Linked DNA regions of Homo sapiens: region 2 is linked to region 1. The links are chromatin loops, found by intact Hi-C in ENCODE. Cell type or tissue: heart right ventricle. All regions are shown on one strand. Links, peaks and the distances in the headings refer to the core of each region. The heading gives the core; the rest is flanking DNA.

What was found. A loop is a pair of places that touch in the nucleus more often than their neighbours do. Peaks named below come from ENCODE experiments on the same cell type or tissue, not always from the same donor. Only the 100,000 strongest peaks of a DNase experiment are listed, where the experiment ranks them.
Region 2: a loop joins it to region 1, with 4 times the contacts of the local background. A loop is called at or near these places in 4 of 110 quality-filtered maps.

What each region holds. Positions count from the first base shown.
Region 1 is chr13:74,572,590-74,580,589 of GRCh38, reverse strand. No RefSeq gene overlaps it. Among named protein-coding and RNA genes, the nearest start is that of LINC00347, 24 kb to the right of the region's middle. RefSeq lists an enhancer at 5,118-5,631. In heart right ventricle, for the core only: a CTCF peak has its summit at 6,731 (motif pointing left); a DNase peak (open chromatin) is centred at 4,679; H3K4me3 peaks cover 1,170 bases; H3K27ac peaks cover 3,340 bases.
Region 2 is chr13:74,719,783-74,735,900 of GRCh38, reverse strand. No RefSeq gene overlaps it. Among named protein-coding and RNA genes, the nearest start is that of LINC00347, 170 kb to the right of the region's middle. In heart right ventricle, for the core only: no CTCF peak of the experiment used is centred there; no DNase peak of the experiment used is centred there; H3K27ac peaks cover 774 bases.

The DNA of each region.
Region 1 (8,000 bases), core at 1-8,000:
TTCCAATGTGGCCCAGGGAAGCCAAAAGACTGGACACCCCTGCCTTAGATGTTGTTGTTACTATTGAGGATGAGACCATTATATTCTCTAATTGGTTGTTGCTGTTACATAAAAATGCTAAGTATCAAAATTTCTGTTTTGAGATTTAATTCTGCAAATTTTCAGAACACTAGTAGTGCTGATTCCAATTTTTTAAAATTAATTTTATTTATAAATAATCATATCACTTGAAACAAAATTTAATTTTATTTCATCCTTTATAATTCTTATACCCCTACCTTTAAAAAAATTTCTTTCTTTTTCTGTCATATTACATTGTCTGAACCCTTTAATAAAATGTTGAATAGTAGGAGTAAAAACAGATATCCTTGTACTAGCCCTGACCCTAGAGAATGCTTCTAACCTCTCGCCATTAAATATGATGTTCCTTTCAATGCAGTGGCAGATACCATTTGTAAGGTTAAGGAAGGTTTTTGTTTCAACAGACTGCTAAAAATTAGCATCATGAATTGGGATTGAGTTTTTTACATATTTTTCTACATTTATTTATCATTTTGGTTTGTATGAACTCAGTTAATATTGTCTCATATGAGTATATCGACATATTGAAATTAAACTATTTTTCACTCATTAAGAACATGGTTTAGTATATTTGATGTGCTATTTTTTTTATCTATGATCATAAACGGGATTGGTCTACAATGTTCTTTTCTTATATTGTCTGACAAATGTTTAGTAGTATATAATTTTGGATGGAAGGTGGGGGTATAGGAGTTGTTTATAAGATTTTTTTATCACTTTTTGTTATTTGAAGATTTACTGAGTCTAGATATAGACTTGGTTTAATTTATCTTTCTCAGAATTAAGAGGGCTTTATCAATATGTTGATTCATATCTTTCACTAATTCTAAGAAATTTCTTGCCATTATGCGAGCTGAGCATACTCTTTTACCACATTTTCTCTCTGTTCTCCTTTTAGAATTCCACTTTTGGTTATTCTTATTCCATCCTGCAGGCTTTCTGACATATCATTTGTCACATTTCTTTATGTACTAAATTCTAGTTAATTGTTCAGGTCTATTTTCCAATTCACAAATTTTTCATTTCAGCTGTGTCATTTCAATATCATTTTTCATTAATAGAAAATCTCTTTAAAATATTCTATTTATTTTTCATGGTGATCTGTTCATTACACATGTTCTACGTTTTTTCTTCTTAAAAATTTTAAAAATATAGTTAGGTTCATGATTTTCAGATTTTTCTATTTTCTCTAGCACTCTTAGTTTGTTTTATGTGTTTTCTGACTTGATGCCATGGTCTATTCTTATTTCACACAGTTGCATTTTCCAAGAAAGTCCCACAGAAAAATATTTGCCATAGCATCCCTACAGATTTATGTTTTCTTTTATACTCCATTAGGGGAATTATCAACCAAAGGTCTTTTTTGTGTGTTAATTTCACAAATCTGGAGTCCCACCTTGTATTAGTCCATTTGCACGCTGCTGATAAAGACATATCTGAGACTGGGAAGAAAAAGAGGTTTAATTGTACTTATAGTTCCCCATGGCTGGGGAGGCCTCAGAATCATGGTGGGAGGCAAAAGGCACTTCTTAACATGGTGGCAGCAAGACAAAATGAGGAAAATGAAAAAGCAAAAACCCCTGATAAAACCATCAGATCTCGTGAGACGTATTCACTACCACTAGGACAGTATGGGGAAAACCGCCCCCATGATTCAAATTATCTCCTATCAGGTCCCTCCCACAACATGTGGAAATTATGGGAGTATAATTCAAGATGAGATTTGGATGGAGACACAGAGCCAAACCATATTACACCCCACATAGGTTGTGAGTAATGTACAGGCTGGCTTTGGACACTTGTAATGAGCAGTGTTGTTTCAACATCTCACACACTCCACATGTCTTCCTTGGTCCAGAGGGAAGGATTTCTCTAATCCTCCTTTCATGGAGTAGGCAACCCTTCCTAAGTCCTGGCCTTATGCAAGAACATCATTTCTACCCCCTTTCCTTGCACAAGTTCCTTGTCATGCCTTTGACCCTGCATGGGCAATGAAATTTCAGGCCTCGGCATTGGGCTTGTGACTGAAACTTACATCACCCCAAAGCTGCCCCAGTGTAGGCTCGTATGCAGACTTCTCAAGCTTTGAGTTTCCTCTTTGCATCTGAAGATTCCCATTATTCCTTTCATAGATAGATAGATAGATAGATAGATAGATAGATAGATAGATAGATAGATAGAATATTATACAACATATCTACATGTTAGAGATTACAGGAGGTAGGGCAGTCCACTTTATCCCCTCCTGCCATAGTGCTGGAAACAGATGTCTGGTGTACTTCTGTCCTTCACTGTTGTCTGTAGCTCTTTTCACTCCTAACCTCTGCCAGGTAAACTGGGCATTTTTATCATTACATAGCCAGTATGGTGAAGGTCCTGGCTAATGATAGGAACTATTAAAAAAAAAAAATCTTGCATTTTATTTCCCAAGCTTAGAACTGGACTAAATTTTAACAAGGACCAACACAACTTTGCTACTCTTATTGAATCCTTTGACACATCACAGCCTTCTCTACCATAGTTAGACACAGACCAGCACTTTGCAAGTCAAGTAGCTTTGGCCCTCTCCTAATCCAACCAGAAGCAGGAAATCCCAGTGTGTTCCTAAGATGGTCTGTAAAATTGTCAGTGGTGTTTCAAATACTCACAAGATTAAGATTGTTTGATTGAATTACAAAAAGTATTTCAGATTTAAAAATATGCTTTTATAAGAAAATAAACACAGTTCAGTTGTATTTAAAATCGTAATGTATTTTTATCAAGTACACACCGTTCATCCTAAGCATGCTCTGTTTTCACTAATTTGTAGTAGGAACCCAGCACAGCATAAACTGGCTTTGCTTCAGATGTCTTTGTTCATCAGTGGGAAAATAGTCATCAGGATATTCAAAAAGGCATCAAAATTTTCAGAAGCACCAAAAGGGACCTTTGTAGTGATTCTAAATTTTCCATGGATTTCCTCTCAGTGGTTGTAAATATCCTTGAAAGGCCATATGAATTGTATCACAGTAGTTCAGGGGGAATGTTTGCTTATTTCTCAGCTGAGATATTTCTGTAAACAATAGGTCCCCATGAGAAAGCCAGATCCCTAATGTGGCTGATAATAGTTTGCTATATTTGCCAAATTGGAGAGTTTGGCAACATTATTTTCATTCTCTAACAGGAACTATTTCTTCCTTTGAGAGAACGAAATTATTTCAGAGTTGTATGTGAAACCAACAACAAGATGTTCACTTTGGGCCCCACAGTTTAAGAGACCTTTGGGTCATATGTTTTTATTATGCTTCCACGTCCTGTATTTAATACCTACTGAATTGAAGGTCTATGGCTAAAGTCAGAAGATGTATGGGTTCTATTTTGAACATTTTGCCTATACACTACAAAACTGATTTTCTTGGCTTCAATGAAATAGTCCTAGTTTTATGTTTCCTCTTGAGCGAGTATAAGCATATTCATTTTGAAAGCATCTAGGACAGTATTTACTAAGTAGCATTTTTTAGAGAGAGACACTAGTTTAGGCACTTTCACAAGCAGTGTATTATTTAATCTGAACCTATTCCTTTTGCAGGAGTGTGAAAGAAACATCAATCCAAGCTGTTAATTTTTAATGGCCAATTCCATTATCTCTTCTCCCATAATTTGTCTGCACTTTTTCTTTGCCTCCCATTCCCTAGCGCTAAAGTTCTCATTCATACCTTGGTCGGAACACACACATCAAGTGGCTTTGACACTCAGGTGCAATTACCAGTGATGCATTTGCCTCCATGCAAATGTCAGGATGTAGCAGCAGAAAGGTTACCTCCTTGCACTGCAGGGATAATCACTCTGTGAAGTGCCAAAGCTCTATTCACTTCATGTCCTTTTCAGATCCAATTCGAGGTTTCTCGCATCCGTCACAGAAACTGAGCCCTAAATCTGTGTCTCCTGGGACAGTCACACTAATTGGCCATCCCAGGTTTTGTTTTCTCTTAAGGTTCAGGAAGAGATGTTCCCATATGGAAATAGGAGGTTGGTCTGACTTATTGGGACCCATTCTTGCAGGGTGTTTAACCTTCAGGCTTTGGAGTGGTCAGTCATCTAGTTGACGTCTCAGGGGTTGAAAGTCAGGGGAAAGTGCCATCTGGATTCATTATGACTGTCTAGAATCTCTATCTCTTTCAGCTTGTGAAGGTCTCATCTCTTTGTCCTAATCTTTAATTATCCCATTAAGAGGAACAGGTGAAGCAAGGGGCGCTTCTGGGGTCTTTGGGAGAGAGAGTGGGAGATAGGAAAACAAAGAGACAGAGGGAGAAGATGAAGAAGAGCATTTGGGCTCTCCTTGTCGCTGCTGTTTTGCTCATCTCACCAGTTTGGAAAAGGGGGTAGGGACACACATGCTGGCTTTCTCTCCAACGCAGCTGAGACCTTTATGAAATCACTGCAGAGGCAGGGGCGGCAAGGCACTATTTTTATCTCCAAATTGATTCAGCTGCAGTCGCTGCTGTGCCTCTGACTTCATTGCTTCCCGGCCCTCCCCCTCGCTGTCCCCACTCCCAGCTTAGCCCGATTTGGAGACTTATCTTCAGCTTCCTGCGCCGCACCCTCCCCCCTCCTCCACGGCCTGGGGCCGGGCCGGGGCGGGCGGGCTCCTGCCGGATACTGATAGTGACAGCAGCAGATCGTGCCGCGGGCGCTGACGTCCCGCGGAGGCGCGCGGCCAGGCATCCGCGAGCCTCTCCGGGCCGCGCCAGCATCTAATTGTTCACTCTCCAATTTTCCCTGCCCTTGGGAACAGGGTTCCACAAAGAAATTTCATCAATTGAAATGCTGCACGCCTGAACATTTGCCAAATGTGTCCCATCTGACTAAGGTCTATGCTTTCAAATGTTGTTGCTAGGAAGAAAGGACATTTACACGCTGGGCTTGTCATCTTCCCTTCCTCCTAGGTTGATGTGGCTCCAGACCGAAGCTCCTGGAGAGAGTGGCTCGCCTCAAAGGACCGGAAGAGATTTTCTTGTTTAGGGAGGCAGAGGGACAGGGCGGGTTATACCACCCACCCTTGTTTTGCAGGTGAGGTTCCGAGTTGCCTCTCTTCTCCCTCTCTTTGAGATGCTGGGAGCTCTTCCAAAGCCGAGTGGTTTTCTGTTTCTCTCCATCCCCTGTGCCTAGAAAACAGGGGACTAGTCTTCAGAAATATTTGTTACAAGGAGCTCACAGAGTGTAGGCTCATTTTAAGTACAAACAACCTACCATTAGGAAAACAAAAGGATGTGTCAGTGGGCTGAAGATCCGGTGTCCCAGCAACTCCTTGGTTAATTGTCTGAACTCTCTGATTTCACATGGGCCTGACAGCACCCAGTGGAGACAAGTGGCAGGGCTGATTGAGTAAATGAGTGATGGAGTGACTGTCACTTGGGACAGGCAATGATAGTCTGTCTCTCCCCAAATGTTTTGTGTGTGTCAACGTTGTAGGAATGCTAAACTAGATCAAATTCCACCAGAAGGAATCTATCACCTAATAGGGAAGATGAGATATAAGCAAATCCAAAATGCAACTTACAAAACCAATGCCAAGATAGAGTTAAAGAGAAGATGATGAGAAAGATGTCCAAGGAAGGGCACAAATGGAGGCTTTTAGGATAACCTGACCTATGTACTGGATAATGATAAATGGGTATTATTTGAACATAAAATGATAGCGAAGAACAATATTCTAGGCCTGTGGTGGTGTGCAACATGGTAGCCACTATCCATGTGGACATTTAAATTTAAATTGGTTAAAATGGAATGAAAAATTCACCTCTTCAGTCACACTAGCCAATACTCAAGTACTTGATAGCCATGTGTGGCTAGTGGCTACTATATTGGAGAGTGCATATCAGTTTTATCATTACAGAAAATTCTACTGAATAGTGCTGCTTTTGAGGAAGAAAACAGCATGAACAAAGGCACTGAGGTAGGAAATCTCAGGATAAGTAGAAGGATCACTCAATAGCTTGGAGTGAGTGGAACAGCAGATGAATAAAAGGAAGCAATCGGAAATAAGGGGACCAGAGGAAGCAGGCTACCAGATATGAGGTTCAAACATTACATGTATTTTGCAGGTAATAGGAATCCTTAAGGTCTGAAAGCGGAAAAATGATATGATCAGAGCTATGCTTCTGAAATATAAATATGAACACCAAATATAAGAGTTTTTTGAGTGTCTTTTAGTTTTCAGAATCTGTACGCACCTATTATCTTGTTTAGTTCTCAAAACAAGCCTGGGAATAGGCAGAACAAATATAGGGGGAAAAAGCTTGCAAGGGCATGAGTGACTTGGCCAATGTCACTAGGGAGACAGAAAAATACTGAAAAGAGTCAGAAAAAACAAAAAATTCTTCCAGCTGTGAAAGACAACCTCCTTCCTCCACCACATTGCCCCATTGGTGAATTTTCCTTTTTATAACAGGAGCTCCTGATACACATTACATTCCCTTCCAAGAGGTGAATTACAGTATTAGATTACTGATAACCCTGAAGAGGAGGCAAAAGGCCATGTGACAAAGTGGCTTCAAATATGACATCGGTAAGACACAATCACAACAACAAATTGGAACCATTTAAAAGAAAAGCCTAAGGAGGATTTACTGTCCCCACCAAGGCTGCCTTAGGCTGTGTGCGCGGCGCCCCCTGGAGTTGGTCACCCACAGAAGCCCAGATCATCACCAGCGGGAGAAGAAAGCAGGTCTCATCTAAACGCAGAGGGAAAGATAGAGCTGAGAGAAGTTTCTGGTCCCTTGACAGAGCAGCTTGGGCCTGCCTGGGAACACTATTAAGAAGAAAGCACAGCGCAGGTATTCCAGAAGAGAAAAACTTGGAGATTCTCAAATCATACTTCATGGTTGACTTTGAACTCTGTGTTTGGGAAGATGAGCGTGAATCAGGCCATCAGACCAACTTACGATTGCTTTCTAGCCTCTGCATTCTAGCAGAGATAAGCTAATTAACTTCTCTGACTCTAAATGTTCTCATTTATAAAATCTATAAAATATAATAAATATCAGGATTGTTGAGAAGATTCAATGTGAGATGTATGATGTGTACAACATGCGAAGTGGTACAGTACGTACCCAATACACATAACTTTTAACTCTCCTGAAGACAAGTGTGTGATTTTTAAAACATACGTAAAAAGGCAAATGGGATCTTGCGGTTCCAGACCAGAAAAGTGAAGAACATTTATCAGACTGCAATAAAGTCTGTATTTCAGGTCCCCAGGAATTATTATCCCTCTCTTGGAAAAAAACAAAATTTTTTCCACCTCCCGAGTGAAAAACAGTAAATTTACAGACAGAATATTATCTGTTTCCTTGCCATCCATCCAGCTGTGGAGTTGAAATACAAACTGAGTTCGGGCTTCTGAGAGAAGGTTTATATGGATTTAGTAAGGTGCAAATCCCAGCCCAAAGGTAAAATTTGATATCCGTCACTGATAAAAATGCATTGCTTCAGGCCTGAACTTCTGTCTCCTCCTGCTTTTAATCCTGCTTTCTTTCTAAACGCCAATCAGTGGAGCAAATATTACCGGTCACCTCATTCCCTACATGTTATTACCTCTTTTATACAGTTTGGCGGTATATTCTGGGTATAAATAAGCTACAAATATTTATAGGGCAGGTCCCTCTTCGAGTTGCAAACATGTAACAATCACAACATAGAATGTCAAGAAGTCCTAACTATTTTTCTTTCTTGGTTTCTTCTATTTGGGGAAAAGGTTTTCTTCTAATGCTCATCAGAACAGCTGCCTCTCCCAATCCCTTAAGTAGCAAAGTAAATGGAAAAAGAACATTCTCAAACAAGCCAAATCAAGACCATCGTTTTCAAAGGATTTTTAAAAAATGAAGACAACGATATTTGAAGCAAGAGAAACAAATGCCTTCTAAGGCTTAAACTAAATC
Region 2 (16,118 bases), core at 1-8,000, 160 kb before region 1:
TGAGAGACCCTGGTTTTTCAAGTTGGTCTCATAGATACCATAAAGGAATGTGAGCTACAGGCCCCAAAATGAATCTGATTGGAAGTTTCTTGGATGCTGAGTTAGTCTCTCAATTGAGTATCTAAGAGGCTCACCATAGGTAGGTAAACAATGGATGTTTGTCAAATTTGGCTGAGATGATCAGAGCCTGGGTTTGCAGTTAGTAAATTTGTGCTAGCTTCCCTCTGGTTGTGTACCCTGAATTTGAAGGGCTGATGAAGAGTAGGATTATTTTAAGTGAATAATTTGACATACAGTATTTTATTAATATCCATGCCCAAGTTAAATAAAACATGAGGAAGGAGTTTGATTGAGGTGTTGAGAACAAAACATGTGACACTCAAATTTTAAAATAGGATGTTGAGCTAACTTTATGAGGGCCAGTCTTTACTCAAACAATCAGCTTAATTTACAGAGAACAAAAGTGCCCATAAATATTTGACCATGTCTATCCTGAGTTTAGTTACAACTCATTATTTTAGGGTCTGAAATTCACTCTCTCCAGCAGAAGCACAACTTCCACAATCCGGGAATGATATGTATGTGTGTGTGTGTGTGTGTGTGTGTGTGTGTGTGTTTTGCATGAAACACATTTTCCAAAAGTACATGTATTAGTCTGTTCTCGTATTGCTCTAAGGAACTCCCTGATCCTGGGTAATTTATAAGGAAAAGAGGCTTAATTGACCCACAGTTCTGCAGGCTGTACAGAAAGAATGGTTTGGGAGGCTTCAGGAAACTTACAATCATGGCGGAAGGCAAAGGGGAAGCAGGCATGTCTTCACATGGCACAGCAGGAGAGAGAGAGAGCAAAGGGGGAAGTGCTACACACTTTCAAACAACCAGATCTTGTGATAACTCATTCACTATATTGAGAACAGCAAGGGGGAAGTCTACCCCCATGATCCAATTACCTCCCACCAGTCCCCTCCTCCGTGAGATTTGAGTGGGGACCCAGAGCCAAACCATATCAGCACACTTTGTTGAATTACACTGGATTGAATCAGACACATATGAATTGAATTTACTTGAAATCATGGTATTGAACATTAAGAGGCTAAAGGGCTTAATGATGTATTTCAGATTTTGACAACATGACAAACCAAAACTTTTAAATATTGGAGTAGGTGAGCTCTGTCTTGAATACAAGGACATTCTATTAACAGAAGTCCTTGCCCTAAAATGTACCCTGGGTCAGTGGTCAGCAAACTTCTGTAAAGGACCAGACAGTACATGTTTTACACTTTTTGGGCCACATAGTCTCTGTGGCAACTACTTACCTCTACTGTTTTGGCACAAAAAAAGTTATAGACAATACATAAATGATAGTAGCTGTGTTCCAGTAAAACTTCTTTTACAAAACTACTGTTATCTGGTACAGGCCAGATACAGTAGTCTGAGGACACTTGCTCCAGATGAAGAGAATCCCTAACAAGAACTGGAAGTATCCTCTGGTATGGCAGATTCTGAACATGTGCCAGCTCCCCTTTGTGCCTGAGCTCCAGGACATCTCAGGGTGCCCTGAAAACTGGTTTAAGGTAGCCTGGAATAGTGTTGTGCCCTGTTATCTTCTTTCACTCTTTATTGTTGTTTTTATTATCTAAGTAATAAAAGTCCAGAAAAAATCAGAAAGTACAGTTGAGCAAAAAGAAAATAACACATCAGAATCTCACGCCTTAGAAAAATTATTTTGTTTTATATCATTTTATGTATTTTACTATGTGAAGGACTGATATGTATTTATAAATACATTATTTTATTTATATGTATTTATATATATACACATTATATACGTATATGTGTATATACACATACACACACACAGACCATTTGGTGGACTTATAATGAGTTTGATTAACCACTAAGAACTCTTACTAAATCAATCATGTAGCAGTGGATTTTCCTAGGTGTTCTACTATTGTCAAGTATAAGTAAAAAAACAAAAAAAAAAACAAAAAAAACACTAGCCTTTAGTTGGTACAGTGGAATAGAGAGATAGAGAAATAAAAATAAATTAATATACCCCCTTGTGATCCTAGATTCTAATTGTAATGGAAAGCAACTTAGTTTTCATGCTATGTTTTATTTTTAGGTCATTTTCAAGTGCACAAGTATATGTATTTTTAAACTGTATTGATACAGTTTCCCTTCTACCAAATCATTTCTGGGTGTTAGAGTTTTACTTTGGAAAGCAATGACCTAACTTCAGTTGTTAATTCCCTTTCAAAATATCCCAAAATTTGGGAGCAGATGCAAGGATCCTATTGAAAATCTTGACCATCTTGGCTGTTTGGTGCAAATCTAAATCTTGGCTTGAAAAACATTTTTTAAAATTTTTGTCGGGGGGTGGTGAAAATTCAATTTTAGAACTTGCCTCGTATAAGGACTTCTTAAATCTACTTTCAGAATCTAAATACGGAGTATGCCTTTAATGATATCCGTTTAAAAATCAAGGGAATGGAGATGCCCCAGCTGGGAGGGTATGGGCAGAAAAAGCTTCCAGTGGCCTCTTTCATTTAATCACAGTCAGCTTTCCTTCTAGGGGGTTCCAAATTAGCAGTGGGGCAACTTTTATTTTTTATTTTTCAGTTTGAACAAGCAGGTGTTTCTTTCATGAGGCCCATATGTTCCTTCACAAGCTTTATCCAAAGCACCTACAGTATAGCCTATGGCAATGTGGCACACGGCCAATTTCCTTACAAGACTTTCCTTTTTATTCCAAGGAGAATATGTGGCAAGTGAATGTAAGTGTGTATGTGCATGTGTTTAGGTTCATGTGTGTGTGTGCATGTGTGTTGAAGAAACAGGGCAAGAGAACCACAGCATTCTCTTTGGGTTGGTGGAGCATCTACTCATTATGCCAGAAAACCACAGCGAGGATGAGCCCACAGTGAGGCCTGAGGTCCAAACTGACCCCACGCCAAACTCCCGCTCATCGGCATATTTCCCAGCAGGCTGTAACGTGGCTCTGGCAGACCCTGAGAGCAGCTGTGTCTGCCTGGCAGACAGGCAGTAGTTCGACCAGGTGGATTTCTTAAGTTAAAAATAACGGTCATTCTGAAGAAAGAAGAGCACCACTCAAAGTTGACTGTTCCTTGTTCAATCAGGATCACCCACAGGAACCCAAAGGAGTGAGCCAGGGCGAAGTGATGGAAGTCTGTAGAGGTGAGAAAATAGAGAGCCTTCTACTGTAACTGCGGGGAAATGGGAAAACACCTGGAAGCCCCGATATCTGGCCAAGAGGTGTGTGAGAAATGATTTTCTGTAGAAGTGTAACTTCATGATCACCATCAAAGTTTATGAGTTGCTAGGGAGGAAGTGAACAATGTTTAGGAAAGGAAAAAGCTTGCCCTTCAGAACAAGCAACTGGTCTAACACTTATGACAGGGACATTAAATAATTGAGAGCAAAAAGCTGTGTGCTATTTGGTCCTACAAGCTTGAAAACGAACCTGCCATCTCTACTCATCCTATACTCACCTTTATGTCTGTATTTACAGGGAAGTGAAACATATGAATCCCTTTATTCTATATTTGCTAGAAATATGGGAGTATGTTACCATCAAAAGATACTACTACAAAAATTCTTAAAAGGTGATAATTAATAAATTTGAATTGAAACATGCCACAAATATAGAAATTGCAACAACTTGTAAGAGTAAAATCAGTGGCAGTGCTCTGCCTGAGCATGATATTTAAAAAAACAAAAACAACAAAAAAAAAACACAAAAACTATTTTGAAATAAAGAAGATGAACAGGACCAAATAGCTACCTATAAATTATTTCGCATTTGGTTTTCTTTCATTCCCAGCGCAATGCCTTCTGGTGATTTGCTTCCTGAAGTGCTGTTTGTGTATTAGCAGTGTCTCCTTGTTAATTGTAAATTGTAAATTTCCGTTAGCAGCATTTCTTTGGAGCTTGCTAGAAATGCAGAATATCTAGCTCCACCCCAGACCTACTGAATCAGAATCTACATTTTAACGAGATCCTCAGGTGATTTGCATGCACATTAAAATTTGAGAAACTATCCTGGTTCCATTCGGAAAACTTAATTTCTATAGTTAGTTACACCTATTATTTATTCCAGGCAATGCTGATTGTAATATTTATCCATGGTTGCTGGGTAATGAAACCATCAGTCACTATCTCAACCTACATGGGGATTCTGAAATAAAAGTTAAAAACCTTTCTCAGTGTTTTGGCTGAAATTGACAATACTAGAAGAATTCAATTTATAGGAATAATAAAAGCAAAGCCATATGTAGTCACACATTTTGAATTGCTGAAGTTTAAATCTGTTTGCTTTAATCACATTAGACCCTGCTCTATTACTCTAGGACAATTATTTCAAGGAAATGATGACATCACGGAGCATCTCATTAAAGGTATTGATTAGCTGTCATAAAGCCAGCTCAGAATGATATTCGGTGCCAATTAAATTGAAGCCTTATGTCTCAAATAAGATTGTATTAGCTAATCTTAAATTTTGTCTATTAGACTATGTGATAATTTAGTCTAGTAGATAAAATTAATGAATTTTGTCTACTAGCTAAAATGTACAAAGATACAGTATTATTCCTTGATTGCTACAGTCTCTTCAAACAATGGTGAAAAGTGATTCACGCTTCAACTTTGTGATAAGCGGACAACATGAGATTGGAGGCACCAATGCACACACAATGAAGCATAATGCATGGAAGAATACAGTGGTGACAGGGGAGTGTGACCTCTGTTTCTGTAATCTGAGACTGCATCCTGCTATTGACCTACTCTCTCAGCTTCACCTAACACCAATGGAAATCCTGTACGTGAAACAATGACAGGATATTTCTGGAAAAGTTATAAAAAGTCAGGGCTCTGGAGAGAACTATTCAGAATGCATTGTTCATGAACTCATGGAATCTTTACATAACACCCACCAAATAACAGTATTTTTAAAATATCTAAGGAAATTCCTTACTTATCAAATTCAATCGGCGTTTACTTTAAAAGAAAAAAGCAGTTTTGGCCTCTAGGCATTAAAGATTTACAGTTTAGATATTCAGAGGAAAATTATTTTTAATGAACTAATGTAGCGATTCTTGAACTTTCACATGCACCAGGATCATCTGCAAGGCTGGGTAGAGCACGGGATTCCCTGGGTTGTATTCCAGATTCTGTAGGTCTGAAGCAGGGCCTGGAATTTGTATTTCTAACAAGTTCCCAGATGATGGTGATGCCACTGGTCCAGGGACCACAATTAAAAATCCCAGAACTAAAGTGTATTACCGATTACTCGCATTGCTAATTTTATGTTCATTTATTCTACAAATATTATTAATTATTTTCTGTGCATCCAGGACAATGCTAGTTGTTAAGGATGCAAAGTTGAATAAATCATCCTTGCTTTCCATAGTCTGATATGATTTGCTGTGTCCCCACCCAAATCTCATCTTGAATTGTAGCTCTCATAATTCCCATATGTTGGGGGGGAACATGGTGGGAGATAATTGAATCATGGGGGCAGTTTCCACCATACTGTTCTCATAGTAGTGAATAAGTTTCATGAGATAAGATGGTTTTATAAGGGGTTTCTCCTTTAGTCTGGCTCTCATTCTCTCTTGTCTGCCACCATGTAAGACCACGCCTTTCGCCTTCTGCCATGATTGTGAGGCCTCCCCAGCCACGTGGAACTGTGAGTCCATTAAACCTCTTTTTCTTTATAAATTACCGAGTCTCGGGTATGTCTTTATCAGCAGCCTGAAAATGTACTAATATGTAATCGAATAGGATTACACAGTCCCATAGAGAAGTACCTATTTTCCTTAGGCCATAAATTAGAGGCGGTAAGCCCTGCCTCTGCCCTGTGTATCGGTGTAGAGACTGGTGTCGCTCATTCCCTGTGCCTCCACTTCCCTCCACCCTCAAAAGGTCTTCACAGTACATGGAGGGTTCTGTCTCAATTCCTTCCTCTTCCAGGCCCCAGGAGATGGTATTCAACATTAGCTGGCCATCCAGACTCCACATCCAGCATGGACTACCATTCCCATGTTGCTCACTGAGTCTTATTTACTTTCTGTTATTTACAATATCTGTGACCTAGCAGGTCATTTTCTTGCAAATTGGAGCTTGAGTCAGCCTTGTGCATCACAGTCACCACACCTAGGTTTCCACTTTGGATCCTGCTCTCCTGATTTGCTCTTGCAAGGAGCATTTTTGTAACAGTGCAATTACTTTCATTTCACTGATAATAACTATTCAAGTAGCCCACCTGGATATAACAGGAGCTGGGAAGACATCTCCCAGTTACATATCTACAGTAGGGAAGGGTGGCACAAATCCTTAGCAGGCCATGTATCATCTCTTCCAGAGTCCAGCTCTCAAATATCCACAAACACCTTTCCATACAAAACACACTCACCGCCTCAAGAGGACAAACCAGAGTTCATCAAACTCTAGTTCAATCCTAGCTCAAAGTCCAGGATTTCTGAATAATATCCTCAATATTCCATCAAGAGTGTATGTGGCTTCATTTAGTTTAGCAACTTATAAAAAAAAATCTCCATTATACAGATGAATAAAGACAAACTTAGATGAAGTCACGTGCTTAGGTCATGGGTGGCAGAATCAAGCTTCATACCTGGTCACTCTCACTCCAGAACTCATGCTCTTTCCCCTCTGCCACTCCACCTCCCTGCAAGGAGTGTCAGAATTAGTGTGAGCAGTTGCTCTGGAGTTGGCTTCCTACTGGGGATAAACTACTTTTAAATCCGCAAATTTTTATATCTGCATCACTTCTTTCAAGAAAAGAAGGGCTTTTACTGAAAACAGTTGAAATGAAAAATTCACCTGAGGATATACATACAAGCTAAAACTTGGACAAGAGAGTGAGAGAGCTGAGAGTGGGTTATAGGCAGACTTGGGAGACCTCTCCCCAAGGCCACAAGTCACTCTGAGGGCAAAGAGGGATTATCTGGCATCTACCAACCGAGTCCCCTTCAGAATGCCCTCTAGCTAAAATTCACAGAGCATGTCACCAGACACTGGGCTGGAAGGGACAAACTGGCCTGAAAGATGAGTTGGTTAATCATGACCAACCAATTGAGAATCACAGCTATTTATTCTACAGAAAAACGTTGCTGCCAAACATAGCTAGACACTGAGGGCTTTCATTTAGAGTAATATGCTTACTCTTTTCCTGTGTTTCCTATGGGCCCAGTTTTGTCTTGTCCATGCAGTTGTAGGTAATTCACCCTAGTATTAGCATGGGATTAATTCTTAAGGAAATATGAAGCAAGTCAAATATTTTTCCAATTTAAGTTAATCATAGGTTTCTGTTTATTTATTCAATTAAAATTATATGTTATATTTTAATTAAAACTAAAAAATTACTTACCACATTTTCAGCATGTTTTCTCATGTTCTCCTAAAAATTATGAGAATGATTGTAATTATTTCAATATGCAGAGTGAGCTGGAATAGAAAAAACTGAGTTTATCATGAAGCTGAGTATGAACCTTTAAGTTCAAAGATTGTAGGCTTCCTCAGAAGCTAACAATGAGAAGGGGATATGAAATTGTGATAAACCTGTCTCAAAAACCTCTTACATGTGACCAAGTAGAAAATTAGCTTCTGCATGCCCTGCATGATGTGACCCATGAGAGGATGAGGGGACAGATACTGATCGCCTAAGCTGAAGTCATGTACTTAGGAAAGATAGCCTTAGTTCTTAGGTCAGAGACTCAAACTTGTTTTTAGTTGACATGTTTTGACCCCATTTCCACTTTTAAAAGACCTATATTTCCAAGCATAGCTGCCCTTACTCCCAATATATACAACTGTGCTTATGATCCCAGTAGAGGTGTGTAAGTCTTTGCACAGGCAAGATAAAAACATGTTACCCACAGAGTTCACATTTATCTGGGCCCAGATGGGGACAGATGGAGCAACCTGAAGGCAGGATTGAGAAGGAAGTAATATCACACTATAATGAGCCTGTATGATCTTCATCCATTTCTTCCTTAGTGACATCCTATTTCCAGGATTCCAGTGTCTGGAGAGTTTGTCCCTTCCCTGATTGTACACTGGCTTAAATAGATCCTTTTAATTCCCCTGACCAGATCAGAAGCATCCCACCCATAGCCTTGCTTATCCCAGGCCTCAGGATCCATAGCTGTGGGACTCAACCTCCAATCATCTTGGAGGTAGAATGAACTTACGTCCTCTTGTTTCTATAATAATACACTGAGTGTCTGTCTTGCTTTCTCACCCATGGTAACTTGACTATGTTAATTATCATTGTAAATTCATGCATTGGTTTTCTGGATTGTCATATTTATCATATCCTTCCTTCCTTCCTTTCTTCCTCCCTCCCTCCTTTCCCCTCCCCTCTCCTCTCCTCCCTTCCCCTCCCCTGCTCTGTTCTGCCCTTCCCTTCCCTTCCTCTGCCCTGCCCTGCCCTCCCCTCTTCTCTCCTCCCTCTTTTCTTTTTCTTTCTCTTTCTTTTTCTTTCTTTTCTTTCTCTTTCTTTCTTACTCTTTCTCCTTCCTTCCTTCCTTCTCTCTTTCTCTCTTTCTTTTTCACAGGGTCTCACTTTGTTGCCTTGGCTTGAGTGCATTCTCTTTTCTTTCTTTCTCTCTTTCTTTCTCTATCTTTCTTTCTCTCTTTCCTTCTTTCTTTTCTTTTCTCTTCCTTCCTTCTTTCCTTCACTCTTTCTCTCTTTCTTTCTTTCTTTGGGTCTCACCCTGTTGCCTTGACTGGAGTGCAGTGGCACGATCATAGCTCACTGCAGCCTCAGACTCCTGGACTCAAGTAATCCTCCTGTCTCAGCCTTCTGAGTAGCTGGAAGTACAGATGTGTGCCACCCTGCCTGGCCATATTTCATCATTTCTAATACATGTTGTTTCACTTTTTAAAATTTTATCCTTTAAAATATTTTAACATGTGCCTTATATCAATGGCATCTTTAGGCAGGTGGCATTTGTGACATGGCTGGCATTAATCATACTTGGTTTTTATACCTGGTGCCATGAGTAGACAACTGCCACCACTTGTGTTTCAGTCAACAAACTATTTTGTTTTGTTGTTGTTCACTTGAAAATGAAGTAAGAGTTCAAGCTCTTGCTGAATACCACCTTCAGCTGGCACCTTCCAATGAGCTTATGAAAGCACCAATATCAAAATATGCAGAAAGTGTGCCAGCAGTTTAGAAGAAAATGCTGAAGATAAAAGTAATGTATTAACATTTAAGACATGCTTCATCACCAATACCCTTCATGTAATAAAGCAGGGGCTCAAACTCAAGCATGTGTCAGAATCACCTGCAGAGTTTGTTAAACACAGATTGCTGGACTCCAATCCAGAGTTTCTGTTTCAGTAAAGATCTGGTGTTGGGCCCAACAATGTGTGTTTCTAACAGGAGTCCAGATGATGCTGATGTCACTTGTCCAAGCGTTATATTTGCAGAACCAGTGTCCTAGAGAATGATTTAAAATGAAAATGTTTCTCCATCTGCTAGCTCTTAGGGCAGCATGAAGACAGCTTGACACTGAGGCAGCTTCCAGAGTCAGCTCTCTGGAACTCCCAAGCAAATTTTCCCATTTCCTGGACCATAAATTTATCTCTCCACCATACTCTATGGACTTTCCTCTTTTTCTCCCCAAGCCTGTGGCCATTTCTTCACATCTCTCCTGGAAGAAGCATTGGCCCTGCAAATATCTTTCAAATCCTGAGCGATATTTGCTCATTTCTGTTTTTCTTCTCACAGTAATTATTCACAATTCTTGATGTGAATGGGTGGCAGAGGAGGGGGTATCTGGAAGGGCGGGTGAATCCACCTTTGGGATTCATTTGAGAGAGTTCAGTGAACTGAAGAGAAGATTTAATGCAAAAGTCTAAAACAGAAAACAATATATTTTTTTCATTTTTCTACTGCTGCACATCCTTCCCTATTTAATGTTAATTTTTATCTTGGGTTTTCCTCCCCTAGAATTGAGGAACTGGAACTCTGTCTAAATCTATATCTTCTGAATAGTTAATTCTCACATGCTCCAAAAGAAGCAACGAATACTCCTCCAACATGTAACAAGTATAAATTTTACTTTAATGAATCAGATGTTTGCAAACAAGGATTTTGCTTTATTTTGCACCTGATATACTTCTCTTGACTTTTGATCCCATCGTCTGAGCCATCCATCTGCTCGGAGCAAGCTAGCCATGCTCTCCCATTTCAGTCGACTCAGTGTAATCCAAAAATATTCCAGCTGAAACTAAGCATTAAGATTGTAGGCGCCATTCAGTGCAAAGCTTCTTTCTCCAGGGTACGTGGTGTCCTTGCATGCCTGCTCACAGCTATGAGAAGGAGCTTTCAGAAAAGAGGCAAAGCCAAAGCCCAGCACTGTCCTAGGGCTCTGGTGATGCCCAACTGCGAAGCCTTGATTGTTGCCCCTATTACTGTAGATGGAACTAATTGCTCACTCTGTCATGAGGCATGTTGGATACTCTTAGGACCATCATTTGGGTTCTCCTCAGTAACTACTTGGTAATCCTGATAAGACATGATTGGGGTTTTTTCACCTCCCCAACTCTCCCCTCCTGCCAACCATGAGCTTTCTACCCATCATAGCTCCATTAATCAGATCTCCCTTCTTGGGCAGGTTTTTGTTTGACAACAAACAAAGTCATGCTCCCTAGGAGAAGCTAACACCTTCCCCTACACTGTTTGTGGCCATAGGAATCTTGGGAATTCCTACCTTGCACCATGAGGCAGTCTTTACTTTCTTCCACCTCAATCTGTTACTGCCCACTTTCTGTTGCCCTTCCCTGTTGCCCTCCTGTTCTACCTGGATCTGGGGTTCTGCTAAACAGCAAATGCCAGGAGAGAAGCAAATCGTGTATTTAAAATTACCCCTAAGCTTGGGAGAAAATCCACCCACTGTCTCCATTATCGAGATTACCCAGGAGGCCGTGCACTTGATTCTTCCTTTCCTTATGTTTCCAACTCTCATTCCTCCAACTTCTCAGACAAATGTATATAGCCATGGAGAGTGGTGGGGGAATTGTGGCAGGGAGGTGTTGGGTTGGGAGAATTAGAGTCATTTATTTTACTTGTTCACTGTGCCTTGGGGCTTTGGGTAGGGTGTCTGGCTTCCAGGAAAAGATGCTCATTGAATTTAAGAAGTGAAATAATATAAAAATATTTGTTCTCCTCTATACTTTCTCTTTACCTATGAGTGGAAGGGGCCAGCAGGTAGTCTGAAGACTCAAGAAGGGGCATTATTCATTGATACTTCATATTATTTTGTTACCTACTTCATTTTCTGGTGAGCACAAATTTGCAGGAAACACACTTCTCAACTGGGGTTCAACCAAATTTACAACATAAATGTTTGAAGCCCTGCCTCTGAGCCAAAGTAAGTTAATTAAGATAATTCATTAGACCAACATCCATTGAGTACTCCAAATATTTATATATATATGGCACTGGCTAGATAATAATACATGGGTGATCATGGTAGGAGTACTGAAGTTGGGCAGAGGGTCAAGAGATATTTCTGAGAGGAGGCGGGTATCAAAATATGAAGACCAGCTGGCCAGCATGTCAAGAGGCCACATGGAATGACACCTTTATATGAGCCAAAATAATAAATGTCCTACTTCAATCATTGTAGTTATAAAACTTCACGGTGCCTACTTGTGTCTATGCTTGTCTCTGCTTAAAACACAAGCACCTTGAGGGTGAAGTCCGTGCTTTGCTCTTTGCCAAAATCTCACACCTTACCTGGCAAACATCAGATGCGCTATGAGAATCAGTAATTTGTTGGAGCATTATTATTATGAATAGAATGCTGAGTAACATTCCAAAAATTATTAAACCTTGAGAATTATTTGACAGAAACAAAATATAATCATTCTTTAACTACTGGTGTAAAAATTGCACTCTTATATCAACCACTCACAGTTGAAATTAAAATGGAATCTCTCTCATAACAATATTAGAAGAAGAAAATTAATGGCTTTGCATTAATGAGCTTCCTGGTTTATTACTTAATAAATTACTGTTAGTTACAAGAAATATTTTAGAAGACTGTAACTGTTAGATACACTATATTCCATGCATATTGATGTCATGTTAAATTATTTTGACTTCCTTTTACAAAAGACAAAGAAAAATCATTTAAAGAATTATAAGGATGCAAAATGCTAGCTCTGGTGACCTGATGTTTTTATGATTATGTCATATATATCACAAATAAATCATAGCCATTGTATTGTTGCATCTTGTTAAATTGTATGAAGATCTAATTTAAGGCCAATGTTGATAACATTGTAGATAAATTAACCATGTTCTTTGCATGGATGGTTTTATAGCAGAGACTCAGTGGTGAGGAAGTTAAAATTCTGTTAGAATCTCCATTATAAATTTTCAAAGCATCTTGTTCTCTGATTGAAATTTAGTAGCAAATCCTAAGACTAGAACTGTCTTACTAATTAAAAGAAATTATTTTACCCTGGTTAAAAGATGCAAAGTTACAAGGAAGTTAATGCATCTGTATTTCCTAGCATTATTAAAAGATAATGTCTACCCATACAAAATAGTAAATCAGGACAGAAAACACCACGTATTACAAAAATGAATACGAAATTATAAAATCAAACCCAAGACGAACCAGCAATTTGACACTTCCCTGGACCTCTCTTAATTGTCAGTGAAAAATGGAGTTTTAATAGGAATATATCTAAAATCTTTCTACCTATTATCTACCTGTGATCTATTGCTTACACTGTATTATCAGTCACATCCATCATTTTTAGTGTTAACAGGCCAAACACAGAACTAAAAAGAACATTCCATATTCCATCTCCCCACCAACATGCTGCAATTTCTTAAGCTCTATTGCAGACCATAGGAATTTATTCCCTTCTTCAAGATTGCCAGGAAGACCATCCCGGTTCAGCTCATGCATAGTGTAAGAATCCTCACACAAGCGTATCTTTAAAAGGCATTTAAATTGGCAAAATATATAACTTTGTAACTTAGCAACGTTAGACTTATAATAGACACATTGTAAGTAACAATTAATGTCTATAGCCCACGAGGATATTATACTTGGTATAACTTAGATCCTGAAAGATTAATTTGCATAATAGACTATGACCACATTAAAAAAAAAAAAAGACAATTATGCCTAGCCCAAAGTACTTTATCATAAAAACAGACACAGTCACGTGGGAACTAATTTTCTATTTGGCTTCTTTCTGTAAATCAATATCCGAAGAAGCCTAAAGTTTCTTAAGCTAAAACCAGAATGAATTACTTCAGGGAATGAGATTCCACACCTGACCAATGTTCCCTGGCTACAGGACAGGAAAATCTTTGTTGTTTATTACAACATCCAAATACCATATTAAGCGCTTAATTGCGAGTAGTGTTATGTGAAATACTAATATGACAGGACTTGGACTTTAAAAAAGAACTTGAATAATATGACCAGGGCATGCCTTCAGCACATACAAGGCATAATTGCACTTCATAAATAGGGAGTGAATTTTTCCAGTTTGACTGAGTAGGTAGGAAATTATAAATCTCTCTCAGACTGTTATAGTTTAAGCCAATTTTCTTTGATTATGTCAACTGTAGGGCAAGAGAACTGCTTATTGCCAGTCTCTGACAGCCCTTTTTCTATCGAATGACTATAAAATATTTCCTAAGTTTTATGTTTTGCCAGCAGAAAAAAAAAAAGCCTTGTTTTTTCAATATTTCTTTCAAGTGTGATATCCAATTAAACCATGTTTGCAGCTCTTCTTTGAATCCTCTCTGTATTCTCTATAACCCTCATTCATTTGGTAAGTGTATGCCAATAATGTTTTGATTTTTCCCCCAAGAGAATGGCTCATATTCTCTTCTGTGTTTTTTGTTTTGTTTTGTTTTTGATACATTCAGTGTTATGCTTGTGTTGTACACTGCAGACAGGTCTTCATTGCAGACTTGGAGCAAGCTCATCACCCACCATGTCCTACTTTCTTATCCAACCTATGTTTCGTCAAACCTTTGCCTATTTGAACTTGTGCAAAAGCTCTTTTCTTGGGTGTTATGCAGCAATTATCCTGTGGAAACCTCTCTATTAATTCTTTAGTTTACAAGATCACTTTAGTTCTACATTTGTCTCCTGAGATGCTGAGCATGCTTATTAAAGGAAGCATTCTTTGAAAAGTCCAGGCCACTCCCTTATTAAGACTTGGAAGAGACAGAGCACAGAAATGAGTACTGTGTAATAGTATTTTCTTGATGCCCCTCCAAATTGACATTAAATTACTCATAGACATTTTATATGATAGGATCTTACAACTGGTTGTATATCCAATGAATGATGGGTGTTGTCTGTATTTTGACATAGATACCCATGCCCTGTGAAACTAAATTAAAATCTTTGCTGTTATGAAGATAGGTTGAGTCTCTGATTTCCCGTAAATCTCTCCAGCCTGCCCAAGAGCAATTTTTCCTAACTGAGAAAAGACTTTAGCTTTGTTAGAGGAGGGGATTGTCACTGAACTTCATGAGGTGGCAGGTCGGCTTCACCATTTCCCCTTTAGGCTTCTCCCTAAGGGATGGTGAGCTGCTCATCTTATCATGGCTCCTATCTCGAGATCATGATATTCACCGGGCTAGGTTTTGCTAGAAGTGTTAGGTAAACGGGAGCCTAGAAGAGCCAGGGTGACTCCATTTTAAAATCAACTCCATCTTAATATTAGCAAGGCACTCAGACCTCCTTCTCCCCCTCCCCGCTGGTGCTCTCTGGTTCATGTGGGAACAGATCTAGTCAGGTCTTGCTTCAAGAAAACTCCAGCTGGTATTTTGTTTCTTCTCTTTTTCTTCCCCAACCTTCACCTTCAATCTTCAACCTTCAAAGATGTCATTTTTCTTTCTGAGCCTGCAGTCACACCTGAGCTTGCTGGATCTAAGATTTATATTAAAAGGGGAAACAGGGGGCCTCCCTTTCATCTCAAGTCAAAATTATATGCTCCAAATACCTTGTCAAAGAGGCCCTATGTCGGGGCATCAGGTGCTGGCTTAGTTGCTACTAAAACGGCACGGTATTTCCTATTTTTCTATTATTCCTTGTGTCTATAGTGTCCTAGGGGCTGTCCATGGAAAAGAGAGGTCAGGAAGGTCACAAACACTTCAAGGTCCCTAATAGTAAAATCATAAAAGAAACAAACTTATTAACGTTTAACATTGACACCCAAGTAGAGGCCAGTGGATGCTGTTGTTGGGAAACAATTTATCAGACAGGGAGGTTGTGTGATGGGTTTTATCTGGTACAGTCCATTTGGCTTCTCTGAATAATAAAAAAATTATTTGTTTTAGAGTGAAGAGGCTTTTCCAAGTGCTTAAACTGTCCAGCTGCTTAGTGAACAAGGATCTAGCTCTGGTTGAGTATGGAAATATCTTTCCTGGGAAAATGTTTTCGAGGTGGTGGTTTTTCCTGGGAAGAATTTTAGAGGTTATTAATTTTTCTTTATTTCCCAAATGCTCATTTTCTATTCTGTGATGGAGGATCAGGAATCTCAGCAAACACAGAAGGGCTTCATCGGATATAGGGCTGTGCATAAGCCTGGCTATGGAGCCCAGCAGAAAAAGAGAACAGTTGGTGTGGACACATTGAAGGGAAGGAGCATTGGTACTCATTTTCCCATTCCAAAGGCCTACCCTTGCCCACCATCCTGTCCTCTGTCTCCAGTTGATTCCACAGTGCATTACAATTATGGTTTATTTCCCAATTTCCTAAATAATCCTTTTCTGTCTATCTCATTTTTCTCTACTAATTCTACTTCTAAGATTTGGCCCTGGCCTTCTTCTCACACTAGTACATCCTCTTTCCTGGAGACCTCAGGAACTACCATCCAGGGTAGATCCAGGTTTCGTAGGACATAAAGCTTATCCAGTTTGATGCAGCTCCATGTAGGTCCCCCAAGTGTTTTTGTTTTGAAAATTTTATAGACACCATTGACCATGGGAAATGTGGCCCTCAGCTTCAAACCTACCCATTTATACTCTATTTTCTGAGGCTGATGCTGGCGCTGTGAAAACCACATTTTTCTAT